Regions from separate parts of the Homo sapiens genome. Here region 1 is linked to region 2. Evidence: chromatin loops called from intact Hi-C (ENCODE). Cell type or tissue: GM12878. All regions are shown on one strand. Links, peaks and the distances in the headings refer to the core of each region. The heading gives the core; the rest is flanking DNA.

What was found. A loop is a pair of places that touch in the nucleus more often than their neighbours do. Peaks named below come from ENCODE experiments on the same cell type or tissue, not always from the same donor. Only the 100,000 strongest peaks of a DNase experiment are listed, where the experiment ranks them.
Region 1: a loop joins it to region 2, with 3 times the contacts of the local background. A loop is called at or near these places in 1 of 110 quality-filtered maps.

Annotation. Positions count from the first base shown.
Region 1 is chrX:97,683,717-97,689,041 of GRCh38, reverse strand. No RefSeq gene overlaps it. Among named protein-coding and RNA genes, the nearest start is that of DIAPH2-AS1, 120 kb to the right of the region's middle. In GM12878, for the core only: a CTCF peak has its summit at 3,090; a DNase peak (open chromatin) is centred at 3,083.
Region 2 is chrX:97,395,610-97,400,934 of GRCh38, reverse strand. All of the region lies in intron 25 of DIAPH2 (diaphanous related formin 2), which reads right to left. Among named protein-coding and RNA genes, the nearest start is that of DIAPH2-AS1, 170 kb to the left of the region's middle. RefSeq lists an enhancer at 2,405-2,494. In GM12878, for the core only: no CTCF peak of the experiment used is centred there; DNase peaks (open chromatin) are centred at 1,354 and 2,674; H3K27ac peaks cover 2,227 bases.

The sequences.
Region 1 (5,325 bases), core at 609-4,608, 290 kb before region 2:
TCATTCATATTTGAGACTTTCCTCATTTGTCTGGTCATCCTTGGCTGTCTGCTCATATTGAAGAATGAGAAACTGAAAAGCCAATTATAAGCTCTGAGCTTGTATGTTTCCTTGTAGGGTACTCTGGTTGAGTCATTTCTTTGGGGAATAACTGATTTCAGTATTTTTAGGTCTTTCCTGTTATGTGAGTTAGATTCACCAAAGAAAGCACTTCAGATTTCTTGCCTAGATGATGGTGTTCTGAGACAGGAGTTGGGAGAGACGGCTGGGGATCTCAAGATTCAACTAACACTCCTGTTTTCATTACAGTACCCAGTGTACATTTTGACTTAATACTTCTGTTTTCAGTATAGTACCCAACCCTCCACTGTGACTGGCATTCCCTTCCCAGAACCTCTATTTTACCTTCTGCAGAAAATAAATTCACAATCTTCTGTCAAGGTGTAGGAAGGCTGGTTCTCCAATGCATTCAGAAGAAGAGGATATTTGTTAGATCTAATTGTTTTTCAGTTTGTCTGTGTTGAGACAGAGTCTCACTCTGTTGCCCAGACTGGAGTGCAGTGGCACGATCACGGCTCACTGCAGCCTTGACCTCCCAAGCTCAGGTGATCATCCCACCTCAGCCTCCTGAGTAGTTGGAACTACAGGCATGCGCTACCACGTCCAGCTGATTTTTTTTTATTATTATTTGTAGAGATGGGGTTTCACCATGTTGCCCAGGCTGTTAATTGTTTCTTAATATAAAATTTGCCAATGTAAATTGTTTCTCTTTTCCCATTGCCAGTTTAGGATTAGGCCTTTTTTTTATTTTATTTTAAAATCACGTATTACTTGGCCATAAGCTTTCCAGCTCCCAAAATTTTATTAATATTACCTGCTCACCTCTCATATTTACTTTCCATTGGAGGCTTATGCCTTTTATGGTATCCCTTTATTTTAATTTTTGTAATGTTGTAGGAGAAATCAGAGGCTAATTTTTTCATTAAATCTGCCATCTTGAATTGGCAATCTTACCTGTCATTCTTTTGTGTCTTTTGGAAACATCATTTATTTTTCTTGTGCAAATAGTTTATGAAACCCTTTCTTTCCTGCATGCCTAACCCATTTTCTTCTTTTGTGAAAACTGCCTGTGAATTTTAAGCTGACATGATAACATCTACCTTCTCATTCTTATAGTGGTGGTGGACAATGAGGAAGTAATTCCTGGGTAAGAAAAAGTGTCGAAACCCCCTGTGTACATAAATGATATTATAGAAAACTAAAGTGTTTCTCAATTTGCATTCTTTCCCTATATAAAAATAATGTTTTAGATTGGGAGGAGGAAGCAACAACAGATGCTAAAGTTGCTCACTTTCCTGTGGTCTGACTGTCAGAACCCAAAAGACAGAGAACTCCGGCAACAAAGCCTGGACAACACTTGTCATCTTGCTAAATGACTCGTTCTGAAAGTAATGGACATACTTTCATTATCTTCATAATATCATCTCTTGCAGAAGTACCTTTGAAGAACAGATAAATGTCTTGGTGCCAAAAGACAATGCTTTGGGATAAATTATCTGTGTTCAGAACAATACCAAAACAGACGTACATCACATCATCATGCTAATTATTTCACTATGGCACAGTGGGAAATGACCTTTGTAACAAATGCCACATCAGGTAAATGGGTCATTTTACTTAAATTGCCTATATGAGATAAGACACATAAAATGGCACGATAAAAGTACAGATAAGTCAAGGCTCCAGAAAGATTTGATTCTCCCCAAACAATTTCACATAGCCAAATACAGAGTCCTGAATGTGCTACTATATGTTGCATCAAAGACTGTGACTCTTCTGATTCACTTTCGGGTGATCTTTATAACATCTGCTCTTTCATGGAAAGCTATAGCGAAAATACAGTGCATGTGGGTTTGCAGCATGAAGAAGGTGTTGCCAGAGGGCTTGTGAATAACTGACAGGATATCTTTGGTTGAGTTCTGTTGTAACAATAGGCAGCACCTAGCACAGAGCCTGGTGAGTAGTAATTGCTCAAGAAATAGCTGAATGGTGGATGGCAATGATGATGATGATGATGATGATATGATGATATTAATCTCACATAATCCAAACGTAAGAGTTGGACATATTATGGTATAATCAATACAAATTTTTCTACCAATGTATTTCTAATTCAGAATATTCTGTTTTAAGCATGGAATATTGGCCTTTTAAAAACCCAGTTTTGGAAAGATCTTTCTGGCCACTCTCTCAACTACATAGCTAGAAGTGATATGCGAAGCAAATCAGAGACCTTTTTGTGCAAATCAAGGAACTTGTAGTTTTAGTCAAAGCAATTAAATGGTCTATTAGAGAGATTACTGCCTTATTTTATCAATTCTAACTAATATATATTTTGCACATTTTAAGGCATCTCCAGTTGGGATTTTTCATATAATGAATGAGTACATTTCTCCCTACTTTTCACACCATAAAGAAAGTGTTAGTAAATCCATGGTGTTCCCTTCAATACACTTTATTGATGAAATATGGCAAATAACATCATGGAGAACACAAACTATTGGTCTAAATAGCAAGGTGCTTTTCTTAACTTATTCCCTGGTTAGGTTTAGAGAAAAGAAGAAGGGCTTCTGTAAACTGAAAAGTCAAAAAGAACTTATCTCAGACCAGTTAGGCAAGTTGAATTGGCTACCTACAAAAAGACAAAAGAGTAGGCCCCTCACTGAGAGATAAGTACCCTGGTCATTTTGATATCCAGTGTAAGTTACAGGAGGTTGAGGCCCAGCCTACAGGGTGGCTTTTTGACTACAACGTATAATTCAAAGTGATATCACAAAATTAAAGATTAGTAAAACTGATACCAAATTGTACATAAGCATACATTTCTTTACAAAGACAAAACTGAAACAAAGCAAAATCTTAAAATCTATAAGCAAATTATCTCCTTATACATTTAACCAAAGCTTTTTCGTTGTAATAACTTTTTAAAAATAGAATATGGGAATAGTGTGCTAATCCTCTTTCTAAGACACCTGTTTATACTGTATGCTAATTGCCTGGACGACATGGCTGTGCCATACTACAACCACCTGGTGGCAGCATACCTAATTTGAGGATGTGCAAGTTTTTTTCCTTTTCATTTTAACATTGTGAATATTCCCTTGAAGGTCAAAACAGCAAACTAGAAATATGAAGGACAGAAAATATCACAATACTTATTCAGGTACTTAGAGCTCATCTGTGGGCGTCTATTAGTCCACCTCCCTACGGAAATGGACTATCATGATCCCTTTCTGCCATTTACTCTTACATTTATTTTCTTGGTTGCTAATTTGAGATAAATTGGCCTTGGCATGTGTATTCAATCTTTTTTTCCTCAAGTGCTGTACAGATTGCCAAGTGTTAAGAGATGAGCTTGTGGGTTTCTGTGTATGGCTCATGAATGCTTTGATTAACTTGTTAATGAGACAGGTGGAATCTCATTACAGAAAGTTTGTCCTGATGAAAAAATGTTAAGTATATGATAATGAGGTTGCACAAACAGGACTTGTCCTGGGCAAAATTATAAGATATGTGAAGATTCTCTTCCATGCCCTGCCTTCTTTCCCCTTCCCTCATATCTACTTTAGCAGCCTTCTCTCCAAGGACCTGTTCTGGTTCTCTCCTTCCTGTCCAGGATATAGCTTCCCACCCACACCTTTTGCAGAGCCTGCCCAGAGCTTCTCTCACAACATCTCCCTAGTCCCACAATCAAATTGAAATTAATCTGTCCTATACCTTTTCTCAAGCTCTTCGAGGTTCTTAATGCAGGAGTTTTTAAACTTGATTTCCATGGCAATGCATGTTTCTGATGATATTACATCTATGACCCAGCTCCTATAACATGCCAGCATTTATGCAATGCCTTGTGCACAATCTGTAATTTTTGTCCACTCAAGAAATCATATTGGCCAGGCATGGTGGCTCATGCCTGTAATCCCAGCACTTTGAGAGGCTGAGGTGGGAGGGTCATTTGAGGCCAGGAGTTCAAGACCAAGCTAGACAATGTAGGGAGACCCCATCTCTACAAAAAATAAAAACTAAGCTGGGCATGGTGGTGCACGCCTGTAGTCTCAGCTACTCAGGAGGCTGAGGTGGGAGAATTGCCTGAGCCCAGGAGTTGAGGCTGCAGTGAGCTGTGACTGTGCACTCCAGCCTGGGTGTCTCTGGAACAAAAAGAAAAAGCATAGGACTAGAAACTAGAAATGGTGGTATTATAGGACTATCCTTGAGTCTGCTGTAATTTTATATTCTTTTTGAAGTAGGTCTTTTAAACTTCAGAATGTTTGACTCCATCATATGGCTTGTGATATCGCACAACTGACTGTGACACACCAATATGTCAAGACACTTGAGTCCACTATTCTGGTCATGGTCTGACATATGTAATATGTCAACCAGTGCATCTGAGGATAAAACATTTGATTAAAAATAAAATGTTGAGCTGACTTCATTTTCTCCTCCAAAATAACTATGGGAACATGAGAAAGAAGAGAGTCACATTTTGATAGATTATTGAGAGAGATGTTTGGATCTGATAGGGCCTTTAACAAGCTTTTAAAAAGTATCAGGTGGTCAGTTTCTTATTCTATCTATGCACGGCATCAATTCTTTGTATGTTCCCCAATCTTGGTCTAGTAGACACCTATTGGATTAATTCCTCAGCACGCCTTTTCTGAGCCTTGACCCCTCTTTAGAGCTACACGATTACAGTGAAGCTGTCATAGTCACATACTGCCACTCCAGCCCTTAGCCACATTTGTTGTGAAACCATGGGTCAGCTGAACCCATTTGGATATGGAGATAGCAAAGAAAATAGTTTCTCTCTAGTGGCTATGCAAGTACATGGAATCCTAAGCACTAAATTTGCCGTGTTTTTTATGACGTGGATAAAAGAAGCAGCGAAAGCTGGACTGCAGAGAACAATAAAGAAATCTCAAATGACATCTGAGTTCTCATTCCAGGTTGTTCTCGAGGCCCAGAAACGTTTCTGTCCTTGGGCTTTCTGAGATACTCTTCTATTCTTATTATGATCCCTCCTTTTTTTTCCTAAGCTACATTGAGTTACTATTCCATTACTTTCAAACAAAGAATTCCTAAGTGAAGTATCTAGTAACATAAAATGCATTTATAGTCTCTTTCTTAAAGGGAAGGGTCTTTTGGGGTGTTATTTTGAGAATGTAATAAGTTTATTTTATTACTCTTTCCATTTTCTTTTATTTGACCAAAAAGGGGAGAATAAAATGTGTATTACTTATCTGTTTACATTCTTTTCATTTGAAGATA
Region 2 (5,325 bases), core at 469-4,468:
CACAGTGAGACTCCCTTGTCTAAAAAAAAAAAAAAAAATGAATAATATGTGGGTAAGTATAAATGAACATTAACTGAATAAAAATAATGATCCTACTGTCTTGTTCTAAGGTGGGTAATACAAGACCTTGACATCAATACTGTATGCTTGTTTACACAAAAACAAATACTGCATGATCTCACTTAGATGTGCAATCTAAAAAAGTCAATCTCATAAAAGCAGAAAGAGTGGTGGTTGCCAACAGCTGGGGGAAGAGATGGGCAGATGTTGGTTAAAGAGTACAAAGTTCCAGTTAGACAGGATGAATAAGTTCTGGAGACTGATTGTACAGCATGGTGGTTATAGTTAATAATACTGTATTGTACCCTAAAAAATTGCTCAGAGAGTAGATCTAAAATGTTCTCACCACCAAAAAAGTATATGAGGTGATGAATATGTTAATTAGATTGATTTAATCATTTCACAATGTATACATATGTCAAAACATCACATAGTACACTGTCAATATGTACAATTTATTTGTCAATTATACCTTAGGAGAGCTGAAAAAAAGAAAAAGATGCCGTATATCTTTCTAACCAGCTTTATACTTCAATGGAATTTTGAAAAATAAGCTGTGATAGTAAATTATATTGTTAACAGAAACACATACAAATACTCATGTTGGAATCTATCTAATAATATGTGGATATTCACACATACATTATATATACTGTAACCTTTGCTATTTTTAAAAGGCATCTTTGCTAATGAGTTCAGCTAACAAAACCATATCCATATTCACTTTTGAAGATATTGAGGTGAAGTGATATTGATCTCACATATATTTCCACACCTACCATAGCACACAAAACACCTATGAATATTCAATGTCTACATAGTCAAGGATTAAGGTCCAAATTCATGTGTGCTTTCCTACCACTCTTCTAAGATAAATACTCCTTTAATATCAGTGAAAATAAAAACATACTGCTGAAAGCATCTGTATTCCTAGGATGCTCCTAAAAATTAGTAGTTGTTAGTTATTGCTAAACTCCACATCTGGGTGTGACCAAAATGTATACAGTATGAGAGGTATATTATAGCATAAGGGGGCATTACATTTCCAAAAGATTTTGAATCAACCTAATGATTTTCAGAAATGTAATGAAAGAGAAAAACAGGTCCTTCTACAGTGCCTAATAAAACTGTGAAAACACAAAGTAGAGAAAAATGTAAGAAAACAGAAAGAGGCTGCTTAATGCCTTTCAAATAGAAACTGAATTGCTGAGGCAGTTCTCACCACCTTATTTATATATCGGGTTGCTCACAAATCATGATGTCACCCACCAGGAAGCAATGCATCAGGAGGAGCATGACAGTGCAACAAGCCCAAAGAAGGAGGGGAGAGAGGTGCAGCAGAATGATAAAAATGTATCAACTCGAAAAATCCAAATGGTTTTACAGATGAATATTATATGAAAGCATTACATGCAAATAAGAAATTAGTTTCAGAAACTGTCTACAGGCCAAACAAACCAACATAAAAGAGGATGCTTATAACAAAGGACTTACATTTGGTGAACCAAAACTGGGTACTCCTTGAATATCAGAGATTGAAGAGATGGCTAACTTCCACCAAAAGGTTTCCTTTCCCTACCATATCTGTGAGACAAGCAACTAGTCTCTTATGTCCCATCTCAAACAACAACAAAAATATGACAACAAACAAAACAAACAAAACCTGGCATATGGTCCTACTTTCCATTTAAATAATACATTTTTTTCTTTAAGACATACTGTCTTAAAGTAAATTTTTGAGATGGCTCCTCAATACAGACTTCTGGTTTTACTTTGGTATGTCAGCATCAATTAGTCTTTAGTTACTTTGTCTTTAAAAAAAATCACATCCGGCCGGGTGCAATGGCTCACGCCTATAATACCAGACTTTGGGAGGCCGAGGCAGGTGGATCATGTGGTCAGCAGTTCAAGACCAGCCTGGCCAAGATGGTGAAACCCCGTCTCTACTAAAAATACAAAAATTAGCCAGGCGTGGTGGTGGGTGCCTGTAATCCCAGCTACTCAGGAGGCTGAGGCAGAGAATTGGAATTGCTTGAACCCGGGAGGCGGAGGTTGCAGTGAGCTGAGGTCGCACCATTGCACTCCAGCCTGGGAGACAGAGCAAGACTCCATCACAAAAAAAAAAAAAAAAAATCACATCCTTCAGAAGAAATGTTAACTACTAAAGTCTAGGGCACATGATCTCTTTTCCTAAGATTATACTTATCTGTGGTTTTAAAAGAGCTAACTCATACATTTCCTTATAAAGATGTTTACCTTGCTCCTCTAGGGTCTTAAAAAAAGAGAGAGGATGAGGGAGAATAGGCTGAAAACTGCACTGCCAACCATTGCCCCTACCCCCACTTCCACCCTTGAGGAGGGAGGTATCTTTTGGAGGTTTCATCTACTGTCAGGGTTACTCAGTTGAAAATAGATACTTTCAACATGCTTTAGCCACAGGAGCTTACAGGATTACTTAAAAGTACAGGCTGCATGTGAATGTACTGTGGGGGAAGGAATGTGGTTACATTTAAAGGTTAATGTAACCATAGTTCATCTCTATAGCTCAATCTCGATTTCCCCTCAAAACATGATCAGATAGCCCTTAGAACAAAGCTGTATTGACTATTTGAGTGAAGAAAAAAGAGATGCAAAGAACGGTATAACAAGACCTAACAACATAATGGATTCTGGTGATGCTGGATAGAGAGCTCTGACTCAGAACCAGTTGCCTCAAACAAGTTAAGCATCTTTTTAAAACACTGGGGAAGACACAGGGGAGGTAGTTTCATATACCATGCTGAAGTTCAGTAGAATGAGGTCGGTTAAGCACTCTGTCCTGAGACATACACTTTTCATTTTCAATTGTTTTCAAATAGAAAGAGAGAAATCCCCTTTTCAAGTTGGATTGTTTAAATGCACCTACAGCTACTCCTGTCTAGCAAAGGCTAGGCAAGCTCTCCCTACTGATGCATTTCAAAAAAGGTTCAATTGGCAAAAGAAAGCAAGTGCAAAGGGTTTTTGACAAAAGAGGACTAGAGGGAACACATTTTCCTTTCACAGAAATACTGTTCTAGAAAATCAGACAAGGTAGTGACTCAACCAAGAATGTGTAGATATTGGTGAGATCAACAGGAAATTTGGAAAACTTCTTCAACTTCAAACACTCAACTGCGTAAAATTATTAGCTAAAAAATTGGGGTAGGGATTACATTATAAAAATATGGGACTAAAGAGACAAACAAAACAAGACACTATGATTTACAGATTACAACACAGCCTAAACCAGCATACTCTGAGAATGTGGTTATCTTATACCACAGAACCACACGGATGTAAAAGGAACCTCCTGGACCCTGTCCAATCCTCAGCAGGGCTATGCCTGAGTCTTCCTAGACCTATATGCATCCATCCTATTTAATGATGCCCCAAATAATTCCTACGCAACTTTCTCCAGGGCTCAGCAAATAGAAAAGGCTAAATCAAATACAGGAGCTCTGAAATATCTAGTCTGACAAAAAGAATTTTTTTTTTTAAAGTACATTTAAAGTAGATTCCAGTGCTGGTTCAAACAAATAAAAGTATTATGCCATCCATAGTTAATTGCACATTTAAAAGGATAATTATTTTTTGATTTTCAAATGAATCATACCATCATCTTCTAAGCTGTTACGAAATAGCATATGAAACCTACTGTTGATATATATGACAAGCAGGTATTCTAAGTTTAGGTTTTAATGTCTTCCTAATACCATTGTGACAAAGGTATAATTGCTTTCTTAAACGATGTCTTCTTTTCCATTTTATCCCACTAACAAGTTAAGATACTATATACTTTATAGGTTGTTCATGTGTGAGGGGTGTAACAGAGGACTGAGGATTGACTATTTATAAAAAAAGAAATATAGATGATTTTAAGAGATTATATATGATATGTGAAAAATATTATATGCTACATACGGTCCTGTGTGAGTATATACATACACCTATGGGACTACATGAAGCAACAACCATTATTTCTTACAGAACAGACACACATAAGAGAGGGAGAAAGGCTGATAGTTAATAACCCCTGAAATAGGTTAATAGTGCTAAGTTATCAGTCAATCATACTTTGATTAGGATATGTCACCACAGATCAGCACACTGTAGGCACTGAATAAATACTTGTGGAATTAAATTAACAATCACTGAAAGGTTTTTGTCCATAATCCTTTTGCACATTCAGTGTAACAACGGAATTTATTTATTTATTTTTTTTAGACAGAGTCTCACTCTGTCGCCCAGACTGGAGTACCCGGGTTCAAGCAATTCTCCTGCCTCAGCCTCTCGAGTAGCTGGGATTACAGGCATCCGCCACCATACCCAGCTAATTTTTGTAGTTTTAGTAGAGACGGGGTTTCACCATGTTGGCCAGGCTGGTCTCGAACTCCTGACCTCAGATGATCTGCCCGCCTCAGCCTCCCAAAGTGCCGGGATTACAGGTGTGAGCCACTGCGCCCGGCCAAGTGTAACAGTAGATTTTGTCCTGATTCTAAAGCAGCCCAGGGGCTCGGGAATTCAATGTGGGTGGACCAAATATAATTTAAAAAAAAGTCATTAGAGACTCAGTTGGGTTCAGTGCAGTTTGTTGGTTCTGTGAATCTGTTAGGTGTAATTACTGACATGAATCTAAGTGCATTTGACTGAGAACAGAGCAAAATTAATTGCAATGTTGCTGTATAACAGCTGTTATTCATTTGACACTTTTCTGTAATAAGAATTAGAATATTAAAATATGGAACAAAGCATGTTTTTAATAAATGATTAGGCCACCTACAATGTGTTTTGGTAATTTCTTATATAGTCAGTTTTATTGTTTTCACTTACCTGCTCTAATATTTTCATAGATTTCTGCCTAGTAAAGTTGCATAAATCATATATAGCAACAAGCATATATTGTAGAGAAAAGCCAAATTTGTAACTGCCAGTGTTACTCATCTTCTACATACAAATTGATGAAATCTTGTTAAATGTTCAGCACACTGAAGACAGCTCTTACAGTTTTTGCAAATCTGAGTTTCTGCATTTAGAATGTAAGAACTCTTAATGAGATCTAAAGTATATTACCTATCTTGTTTCACATATTTATTTTTGTCTCTCATTTAAAAGAATATTTTTAGTAGATGTAGAAATTTGTTTTACTGCTAAGGCAGATAGAATGAGAGTTTAGCACTTATTTCCCGAGAACTGAAGCCAGAAATGTAATTATTTTAGTATGGGGTCAGAAAAAAAAAATTACTAGTG